2 separate regions of the Homo sapiens genome follow, and region 2 is linked to region 1. The links are chromatin loops, found by intact Hi-C in ENCODE. Cell type or tissue: transverse colon. All regions are shown on one strand. Links, peaks and the distances in the headings refer to the core of each region. The heading gives the core; the rest is flanking DNA. Region 1 overlaps TAOK1 (TAO kinase 1). Region 2 overlaps TAOK1 (TAO kinase 1).

The links. Peaks named below come from ENCODE experiments on the same cell type or tissue, not always from the same donor. Only the 100,000 strongest peaks of a DNase experiment are listed, where the experiment ranks them.
Region 2: a loop joins it to region 1, with 2.0 times the contacts of the local background. A loop is called at or near these places in 15 of 110 quality-filtered maps.

What each region holds. Positions count from the first base shown.
Region 1 is chr17:29,397,305-29,402,681 of GRCh38, reverse strand. The region is part of intron 1 of TAOK1 (TAO kinase 1); the gene reads right to left. Among named protein-coding and RNA genes, the nearest start is that of MIR4523, 9.3 kb to the right of the region's middle. RefSeq lists an enhancer at 1,255-1,324. In transverse colon, for the core only: no CTCF peak of the experiment used is centred there; a DNase peak (open chromatin) is centred at 2,551.
Region 2 is chr17:29,452,070-29,457,446 of GRCh38, reverse strand. The region is part of intron 2 of TAOK1 (TAO kinase 1); the gene reads right to left. Among named protein-coding and RNA genes, the nearest start is that of MIR4523, 64 kb to the right of the region's middle. RefSeq lists an enhancer at 1,976-2,025. In transverse colon, for the core only: no CTCF peak of the experiment used is centred there; no DNase peak of the experiment used is centred there.

The DNA.
Region 1 (5,377 bases), core at 324-5,323:
AATCAAATCTATATATGTCCCCAAATAAAATAAAAATAAAAGATATTTTCTTAATATCCTCCAAATAAAAAGTTTTCAACCAGGCATGGTGGCTCACACCTGTAATCCCAGCACTTTCGGAGGCTGAGGCAGGCAGATTGCTTGAGCTCAGGAGTTCGAGACCAGCTTGGGCAATGTGACAAAACCTAATCTCTACAAAAAATACAAAAGAATTAGTCAGGTATGGTGGCGCATGACTGTAGTCTCAGCTACTTGGTAGGCTGAGGTAAAAGGATCACCTGAGCCCGGGAAGTAGAGGCACAGTGAGCCATCATTGTGTGCCACTGGACTCTAGCATAGGGAAGGGGACTGAGACCGTCTTAAAAAAATTAAATAGAAAGTCTTCTTTTTTTAAAATTCTGCAATTCATGAGAAACTGCACTCACACATAGTGTGTGACATTAGATATCTGATAACACGTTCCTTAATACAAAAACCTCAGAAGTTACCATGATTATCCAAAACTACTGGTACCCTGCCCAGGACCTTTTAGGCAAAGTCCTTGCTATCTCCTAAGCTTTGAAACCTAGGAAAGGTAAATATACCCAATATAACGACTAAATAGACTACAGATGAATCAGTAGAGATTGAAGGAGAGTTGTTGAAAGAAAAAGGAAAAAGCAAACTAAAACAAGCATACTTCAGAGACAGAAGATTAGAAGTAAAAGGGATGAGGTAAAAAAAGAAATTTTAGTTCAGGCACAGTGGCTCACGCTTATAATTCTAGCACTTTGGGAGGCCAAGGTGGGCAGATCACCTGAGGCCAGGAGTCAAGACCAGCCTGGCCAACATGGCGAAACCCCGTCTCAAACAAAAAGAACAAAAAGTACAAAAATTAGCCAGGCGTGGTGGCACAGCTACTCAGGAGGCTGAGGTGGGAGGATTGCTTGAGCCCAAGAGGCAGAGGTTTCAGCAAGCCATGATCACCCCACTGCACTCCAGCCTCCCAACAGAGTAAAACCCTGTCTCAAAAAAAAAAAGAGAAGAAAAAGAAAGTGATATGGTTTGGCTCTGTGTCCCTACCCAAATCTCATGTTAAATTGTAATCTCCAAAGTTGGGGGAGGGACCTGGTGGAAATGATTGGATCATTGGGGTGGATTTCCCCCTTGCTGTTCTAGTTGATAGTGAGTTCTCAAGAGCTACTGTTGTTGGAAAGTGGAAAGTTTGTAGCACTTCCCCCTTCACTCGCTTGCGTGTCCACACACATGCACACTCTCCCTCTCTCTCCTGCCAACCATGGGAAAATATGCCCACTTCCACTTCCGCTATGATTGTAAGTTTTCTGAAGCCTCCCCAGATGCAGATGCCTGTATAGCCCACAGAACCGTGAGCACATTAAACCTATTTTCTTTATAAATTACCCAGTCTCAGGTATGTCTTTATAACAGTGTAACTGGGTACCCAGAACATATAAAAATGTGGCAAACTGCTGAGCACAATAGCTTACACCTGTAATACCAGCACTTTGGGAGGCCAAGGCAAGAGGATAACTTAAGATCAGGAATTTGAGACCATCCTGGGCAACATAGCAAGACCCTGTCTGCACAAAAAAATTTTTTCAAAAATTAGCCGGGTGTGGTGGTGCACACCTGTAGTCGCAGTTACTCAGGAGGCTGAGGTGGGAGGATCACTTGAGCCAGGAGGTGGAGGCCGCAGTGAACTATGATCACACCACTGCGTTCCAGCCTGGGCAACAGAGCAAGACCCTGGCATCAAAAAAAAAAAAAAAAAAAAAAAGAGGCAAACAAAAGTTTCCCATAATAATGTTTACCCTTACTTTATGCACCACACTGACACTCCCCATTACTTTTTAAAATTGTTATTGTGACTCACTAAATTGAATTTACAAGCCATTAATGGATCACAAACTAAAGTTTGAAAGCACTGGCTTAGAGGAACTAAAAATTATGGGAAAGTCCTTGCTTTCCTATGATTATCTAGCTTGAGAAAACTATTCAGAAGGTGGAATTCTCCCAGGGCTGAAATACTGTCTTATCTGGCACATAATAATCACTTAAAGTTTGTTGAATTAATACATTTTGGAACGTAAGGCACTTTCAAGGTAAGGACATACCTACAAAAGATACCTAAATAAAAATGCGTAGAAGAGCATGGGTACTCTGAATCCCTTCAAAGACAGGGATGGTAAAAAGAGCTCCAGGAGGTAGAAGAGGGATACCAAATTTTTCTTAAATAAACAAAGTAAGTACTGGAAAAGAAATGTCATTTGTTGTTTTTTTTTTTTTTTTTTGAGACGGAGTTTTGCTCTTGTCTCCCAGGCTGGAGTGCAATGGCGCGATCTCGGCTCATTGCAACCTCTGCCTGGTTCAAGTGATTCTCCTGCCTCAGCCTCCCAAGTAGCTGGGATTACAGGCGCCCACTACCACACCCAGCTAATTTTTGTGTTTTTAGTAAAGACGGGGTTTCACCACTTTGGCCAGGATGGTCTTGAACTCCTGACCTCAAGCAATCCACCCACCTCGGCCTCCCAAAGTGCTGAGATTACAGGCCTGAGCCACCACGCCCGGCCTGAAATGTCATTTCTTAAGACAGGCTTTATATCCAGCAAAGGAAAAAGAAAACCTGTGATAAATTAAAAACTCCCATCAGAGGTGGGCACAGTGGCTCCTGTGTATAATCTCACCACTTTGGGAGAACAAGGCAGAAGGATCACTTAAACTCAGAAGATCAAGACCAACCTGGGCAACATAGTGAGATCTCGTCTGTACTAAAAATAAAAAAAAATTAGCCAGGTGTGGTGGTGCACGCCTGTAGTCCTAGCTGCTGAGGTGGCTGAGGTGAGAGGATCGCTAAGTCCAGAAGATTGAGGCTGTAGTGAACTTTGATCTCACCACTGCACTCCAGCCTGAGTGACAGAGCGAGAATCTATCCCAAAGAAAGAAAAAAACTCCCATTAAGTACTACACAGTAGTCCATTATAGGTGCAAAAAGTTACTAAGCTACCTTGATATTCTAACTATTTCTTTCAAAAATGTATGTCAGACTCCAGATATATAAATCCAATATCACCAGGCGCAGTGGCTCACGCCTGTAATCCCAGCACTTTGGGAGGCCAAGGCGGGCAGATCACGAGGTCAGGAGATCAAGACCATCCTGGCTAACACGGTGAAACCCCGTCTCTAATAAAAATACAAAAATTTAGCCAGGCATAGTGGCGGGCGCCTGTAGTCCCAGCTACTTGGGAGGCTGAGGCAGGAGAATGGCATGAACAGGGCAGGCAGAGGTTGCAGCGAGCCGAGATTGTGCCACTGCACTCCATCCTGGGCAACAGAGCGAGACTCCGTCTCAAAATAAATAAATAAAAATAAATCCAATATCAAATCAAAATTATATAATGCAACTCATCCTTAAATATTAGACTCTCCCCAGCACTTTGGGAGGCTGAGGCAGGTGGAACCACTTGAGCTCAGGAGTTCGATACCAGACCAGGCAACATGGCAAAACCCCATCTCCACAAAAAATACAAAAATTAGCCAGGCAGTGGCATTTGCCTGTAGTCCTAGCTACTTGGAGGGCAAAGGTGGGTGGATCACTTGAGCCTGGGAGGTCAAGGCTGCAGGCAGCCGAGATCGTGCCACTGCACTCCAGTCTGGGTGACAGGAGTGAGACCCTGTCTCAAAAAAAAAAAAAAAAAAATTATCTCAATGTACTCATAAACATTTATATTAGGCAGCTAGTGTGTGATAGCCAACAATTTATTGAGTGTTAGCATGTATCAGGCAGTAAGTTAAGTACTTAGCAAGCATTATCCTATTTAAACAACCCAGTATATACTATCTTCACATTAACGGGTGTGGTGGCTCATGCCCGCCTGTAATCCCAGCACTTTGGGAGGCCAAGGTGGGTGGATCACCTGAGGTCAGGAGTTCAAGACCAGCCTGGCCAACATGGTGAAACCCTGTCTCTACTAAAAAAACAAAAACATTAGCCAGGCATGGTGGCACATGCCTATAATCCCAGCTACCCGGGAGGCTGAGGCAGGAGAATCACTTGAACCTGGGAGGCTGAGGTTGCAGTTAGCCGAGATCACGCCATTGCACTCCAGCCTGGGCAACAAGAGCAAAACTCCATCTCTAAAAAAGAAAAGAAAAGAGAAAAGAAAAGAAAAGAAAAGAAGCCTGGCGCAGTGGTTCACATCTGTAATCCCAACACTTTGGGAGGCCAAGGCAGGCGATCACCTGAGGTCACGAGTTCATGACCAGCCTGACCAACATGGAGAAACCCCGTCTCTACTAAAAATACAAAAAATTAGCTGGGCATGGTGGCGCATACCTGTAATCCCAGCTGTTGGGAGGCTGAGGCAGGAGAATCGCTTGAACCTGGGAGGCAGGGGTTGCAGTGAGCGAGATCATGCCATTGCACTCCAGCCTGGGCAACAAGAGCAAAATTCCGTCTCAAAAAAAAAGAAAAGAAAAGGTGAGGCATAAATAGTTAAATAAAGAAGTTACCACAGGCCTGGTACTGTGGCTCATGCCTGTAATCCCAGCTCTTTGGGATGCTGAGGAGGGAGGACTGCCTGAGCCCCCATGAGTTTGAGACCAGATTGGGCAACATAGAGACCCCGTTTCTCGAAAAAAACTTTAAAATAAGCCAAGTATGGTGGCATAGGCCTGCAGTCTCAGCTACTCACGGCTTCGGCCCTGAAGGTAGAGGCTGCTATGGGCCATGACTGTGCCACTGCACTCCCACCTGGGTGACACAGCAAGACCCCATCTCAAAAAAACAAAAACTGAAAAAGTTACACATTTACACTAGTAAATGGTGACATACATATATATATATACACATATATATACATGTATATACATATATACATACATGAATATACATATATACACACGAATATACATGTATACATATATACATACGTGTATATATACGTGTATATATGTATATACATACATGTATATTCATGTATGCATACATGAATATACATGTATACATGTATACATGTATCATACATGAATATACATATATACATGTATACATGTATATATATATATATATTTTTTTGGGGGGGGACGGAATCTCACTCTGTTGCCCAGGCTGGAGTGCAATGGCACGATCTCGGCTCACTGCAACCTCCGCCTGCTGAGTTCAAGCAACTCTCCTGCCTCAACTTCCTGAGTAGCTGAGACTACAGGTGCGCGCCACCATGCCCGGCTAATTTTTTGTATTTTTAGTAGAGACAGGGTTTCACCATGCTGGCCAGGCTGGTCTCGAACTCCTGACCTTGTGTTCTGCCCACCTTGGCCTCCCAAAGTGCTGAGATTACAGGCGTGAGCCACGGCACCCAGCCATTTTTTAACTTTTTTA
Region 2 (5,377 bases), core at 190-5,189, 55 kb before region 1:
GTTACAGAGCCACACTCCATCTCAAAAAAAAAAAAAAAAAAAAAGGCCTGGGGTGGTGGCTCACGCCTGTAATCCCAGCACTGTGGGAGGCCGAGGCGGGCGGATCACCTGAGGTCAGGAGTTCAAGACCAGCCTGGCCAACATGGTGAAACCCCATCTCAACCAAAAAATACAAAAATTAGCCAGGTATGGTGGCATGCACCTGTATATTCCCATCTACTTGGAAGGCTGAGGTGGGAGGGGTGCTTGAACCCAGGAGGCAGAGGTTGCAGTGAGCCAGGATCATGCCACCGCACTGCAGCCTGGGAGACAGAGACAGAGTGAGACTCTGTCTCAAAAAAAAAAAAAAAAAAAAAAGAAAAAGAAAAAAAGAGAAGAAAAGAATGGGAGAACGTTACAGAAATAGAACTATATGGCCAGATGCTGTGGCTCACGCCTGTAATCCCAGCACTTTGGGAGGCCGAGGAAGGCGGATCACAAGACCAGGAGATCGAGACCATCCTGGCTAACACAGTGGAACCCCGTCTCTATTAAAAATACAGAAAATTAGCCAGGCGTGGTGACAGGCGCCTGTAGTCCCAGCTACTTGGGGGGCTGACGCAGGAGAATGGAGTGAACCCGGGAGGCAGAACTTGCAGTGAGCTGAGATCACACCACTGCACTCCAGCCTAGGCGACAGAGCGAGACTCCGTTTTAAAAACAAAACAAAACAAAAAAAGAAATAGAACTATATGAGAACATTATAGGTTGAGTATACCTTGTGCAAAATGCTTGGGACCAGAAGTGTTTCAGATTTCAAATTTTTTCACATTTTGGAATATTTGCATTACACTTACTGGCTGGGTATCCCCAGTCTGAAAATCCAAAATCTGAAATGCTCCAACAAGCATTGGATTTTCAGATTTGGGATGCTCAACCTGTAATAGACAAATTCCTAGAAACTTACAAACTAAACTAACTCAAGAAAATCGAAAATCTCAACAGACCTATCATAAGTAAAGAGATTGAATCTGTAATCAAAAACCTCCCAAGAAAGAAAACTTCAGAACCAAATGGCTTCCCTAGGAAATTCTACCAAACATTTTTTTTTTCCCGGAGACAGAGTCTCGCTCTATCCCCCAGGCTGGAGTGCAGTGGCATGATCTTGGCTCACTGCAACCTCCACCTCATGGACGGGTTCAAGCGATTCTCATGCCTCAGTTCCCCGAGTAGCTGGGACTACAGGCATGCACCACCACACTCAACTTATTTTTGTATTTTTAGTAGAGACGGGGTTTTGACATGTTGTCCAGGCTGGTCTCGAACCCCTGACCTCAGGTGATCTGCCTGCCTTGGCCTCCCAAAGTGCTGGGATTACAGGCATGAGCCACCGCGCCCGGCCCTACCAAACATTTAAAGAAGACTAATACCAATCCTTCACAAACTCTATCAAAAAATAGAAAAGAAGGGAACACTTCCTAACTCACCCTATGAAGCCAGTATTACCCTGATGCCAACACTAGATAAAGACATCACAAGAAAACTACAGACCAGCATCTCTTACAAATGTGGAATGAAAAATTCCCAACACCATACTAGCAAACAGAAACCTAGAGCATATTAAAAGAATTACAAACCGTGATGAAGTTTGATTTATCACAGACATGTAAGGGTGATTTAAACTAACAAAATCAATCAATTTGATATACCACATTAATAAAATGAAGGAAAAAAAAAACACATGATCCAGCTTGATGCAGAAAAGGCATTTGACAGAATCCAATACTTTCATGATAAAAACACTCAAAAAAACAGGAATAAAGGGAACTTCTTCAACATGATAAAGGGTATTTATTAAAAACCCAGTGCTAACACCATACTCAATAGTAAAAGGCTGAAAAGGCTTTCTCACTACTATCAGGAACAAGACAACATGCTCACTTTCACCACGGCTGTTCAACACTGTACTGGAAGTTCTAGCCCAGGGTATCAAGACAGGAAAAACGAAAGCCATTCAAGTTGAAAAGAAAGAAGTAAAACCATCTCCATTTGCAAATGATATAATACTGTACGTAGAAATTTCAAAGAATCCAACAGAAAGATACTAGAACATACAAACTCAGCAGAGTTGTAGGGTACAAGATGAAGATACAAAAAACAGCTATGTTTCTATACATCAGCAATGAACAATTTCACACGGAATTAAGAAAGTAATTCCACTTACACTAGCATCTAAAAGAATAAAATACGTAGGAATGACCAGATGCAGTGGCTCACACCTGTAATCCCAGCACTTTGGGAGGCTGAGGCAGGCAGATCACTTGAGGTCAGGAGTTCAAGACCAGCCTGGCCAACATGGTGAAACCCTGTCTCTACTAAAAATACAAAAATTAGCCAAGTGTGGTGGTGTGTACCTGTAATCCCAGCAACTTAGGAGACTGAGGCAGGAGAATCACCTGGGAGGCAAAGGTTGCAGTGAGCAAAGATCGTGCCACTGTACTCCAGCCTGGGTGACAAAGCAAGACTGTCTCAACAAAAAACAAAAAATACCATCCTGGCTAACACAGTGAAACCCCGTCTCTACTAAAAATACAAAAAATTAGCTGGGCATGGTGGCATGCTCCTGTAGTCCCAGCTACTTGAGAGGCTGAGGCAGGAGAATCATTTGAACCCAGGAGGCCGAGGCTGCAGTGAGCCGAGATCGCACCACTGCACTCTAACCTGGGTGACAGGGTGAGACTCCGTCTCAAAAACAAAAAAAAAACAAAAAAACAAAAAAACCTAAGAATATGTTGCATGGAGGTGAAACATTTGCAACTAAATGCAAAATAATGCTCAAGGAAATTAAAGCTATAAATAAATGTTTAGAAAGACATTCTGTGTTCATGGATCAGAAGACTTAATATTATTAAGACAGTGATCTATAGATCTACCAAAAGTGATCTATAGAGTCAACACAATCCCTATCAAAATTCTAAGTCTTTTTTTGCAGAAATAAAAAAGCCACGTCAACTGGAAAGTGGTAATAAGAAAAAAAAAAGCCAATCCTCAAATTCATATGAAATTTCAAGGAGCTCTGAAACAAACCTTAAGAAGAATAACAAAGTTGGAGGAATAAAACCTCTTGATCTCAAACTTACCACAAAGCTACAGTCATCAAAACGGTGTGGTACTGACATAAAGATAGACATACAGATAAATGGAATAGAATTAAGAGATCAGAAATTAATCTATGAAATATGATCAACTGATTTGACAAGGATGCCAAGACAATTCAATGGGGGAAATAACAGTCTCTTTAACAGATGTACTGGGAAAACTAGATTTACCCACACAAAAGAATGAAGTTGGGGCCAGGTGTGGTGGCTCACACCTATAATCTCAGCACTTTTGTGAGGCCAAGGTGGGTGGACTGCTTGTGCCCAGGAGTTCAACACCAGCCTGGGCAACATAGCAAAACCCCATTTCCAAAAAAAAAAAAAAGCAAAAAAATTAGCTGGGCCTGGTGGTGCACGCTTGTGGTCCCAGCTATTCTGGAGGCTGAGGTGGGAGGAACACCTGAGCCCACGGAGGCTGAGGACGTAGTGAGCCATGATGACTCTGCTGCACTCCAGCCTGGGCAACAGAGTGAGAGACCCTGTCTCAAAAAAAAAAAAAACAAAAAAACCTAAGTGAATGAAGTTAGACCTCTACCTCACACCATATATAAAAACTAACTCAAAATATAGCTAGACATGGTGGCATGCACCTGTAATCCCAGCTACTCGAGAGGTTGAGGCAGGAGAATTGCTTGAACCCGGGAGGCGGAGGTTGCAGTGAGCTGAGAACGCACCACTGCACTCCAGCCTGGGCAACAGAGCGACGCTCTGTCTCAAAACAACAAAAACAAAACAAAACAAAAAATCTAACTCAAAATAGGCCAGGTGTGGTGGCTCACACCTGTAATCCCAACACTTCAGGAGGCTAAGGCAAGAGGATCACTTGAGGTCAGGAGTTTGAGACCAGCCTGGCCAACATGGCAAAACCCCGTCTCTACTTAAAAGACAAAAATTAGCCAGGGGTTAGTAGCACGTGCCTATAGGAGATCGAGACCATCTTGGCTAACACGGTGAAACGCTGTCTCTACTAAAAATACAAAAAATTAGCCGGGCGTGGTGGTGGGCGCCTGTAGTCCCAGCTACTCGGGAGGCTGAGGCAGGAGAATGGCATGAACCCGGGAGGCGGAGCTTGCAGTGAGCCGAGATCGTGCCATTGCACTCCAGCCTGGGCAATAGAGCGAGACTCCATCTCAAAAAAAAAAAAAAAAAAAGTAAGCCAGAAACTAAAGGTCAAATATTGTACGATTTCTTTTTTATGAAGTATCCAGAATAGGCAAATCCATAGACATAGAACAAAGACTGGTGCAGCTGCTGTGGTGCAGTTAGGCAGTCCCACAAACAAACACAGAATACTATAGGAACCTGCAAATCCACTCCTAGGTACATACTCAAAATTGAAAACAGGGACTCAACCAGATACACATCAATGTTCATGGCAGCATCATTCACAATAGTCAAAAGTGGAAACAACCCATGTGTTCATCAACAGATGTATAGATAAACAAATTATGGTTTAATATACAATGGAATATTATTCAGCTATAAAGAAGAATGAAGTTCTCACAGATACTGCAATATGGATGAAGCTCAAAAACAATCAGTTAAATAATATAAGCTAGAAACAAAAGAATAAATATTGTTTGACTCCATTTCTATGAATATCTAGAAATATCTAAGCAAATTCATCGAGACCAAGGGAGATTACAGGTACCAGGGGCTGGGTGGAGGGTGAAATGGGAGTTACTGTCAGTGGATATAGAGTTTCTATTTCAGGTGATGAAAATGTTTTAGAAGTAGATGGTGGTAATGTTTGTGCAAATGTTAAAAAATAATTAAAACAGCAAATTTGATAAGTTTTTTTAATTCACACGCACACACAAATGCATATAAAAGAAACAGACTTTGGTATATCTGTCAAATAATAATCCTAGACCTCCACAAGACTAAGATTGACTCTGAATGGGACTTTACAGAAGTAGAAATCAGTGGAAGTCTGTGTTCTGCAGTATTTAACTCTATAGCAATGCAAGCCATGAGACTTATAAAAAAGGTGTGCTAAGAATTCTAAAAAAGTAACACATAAGTTAAAGCAAATTTTTTTCTTTTTCTTTCTTTCATTTGTTTATTTATTTATTTATTTATTTATTTATTTTTTGTGACAGGATCTGCTCTGTTGCCCAGGCTGAAATGCAGTGGTACAATCTCGGCTCACTGCAACCTCTGCCTCTTGGGCTCAGGTGATTCTCTGGCCTCAGCCTCCTGAGTACCTGGAACTACAGGTGTGCACCACCACACCGGGC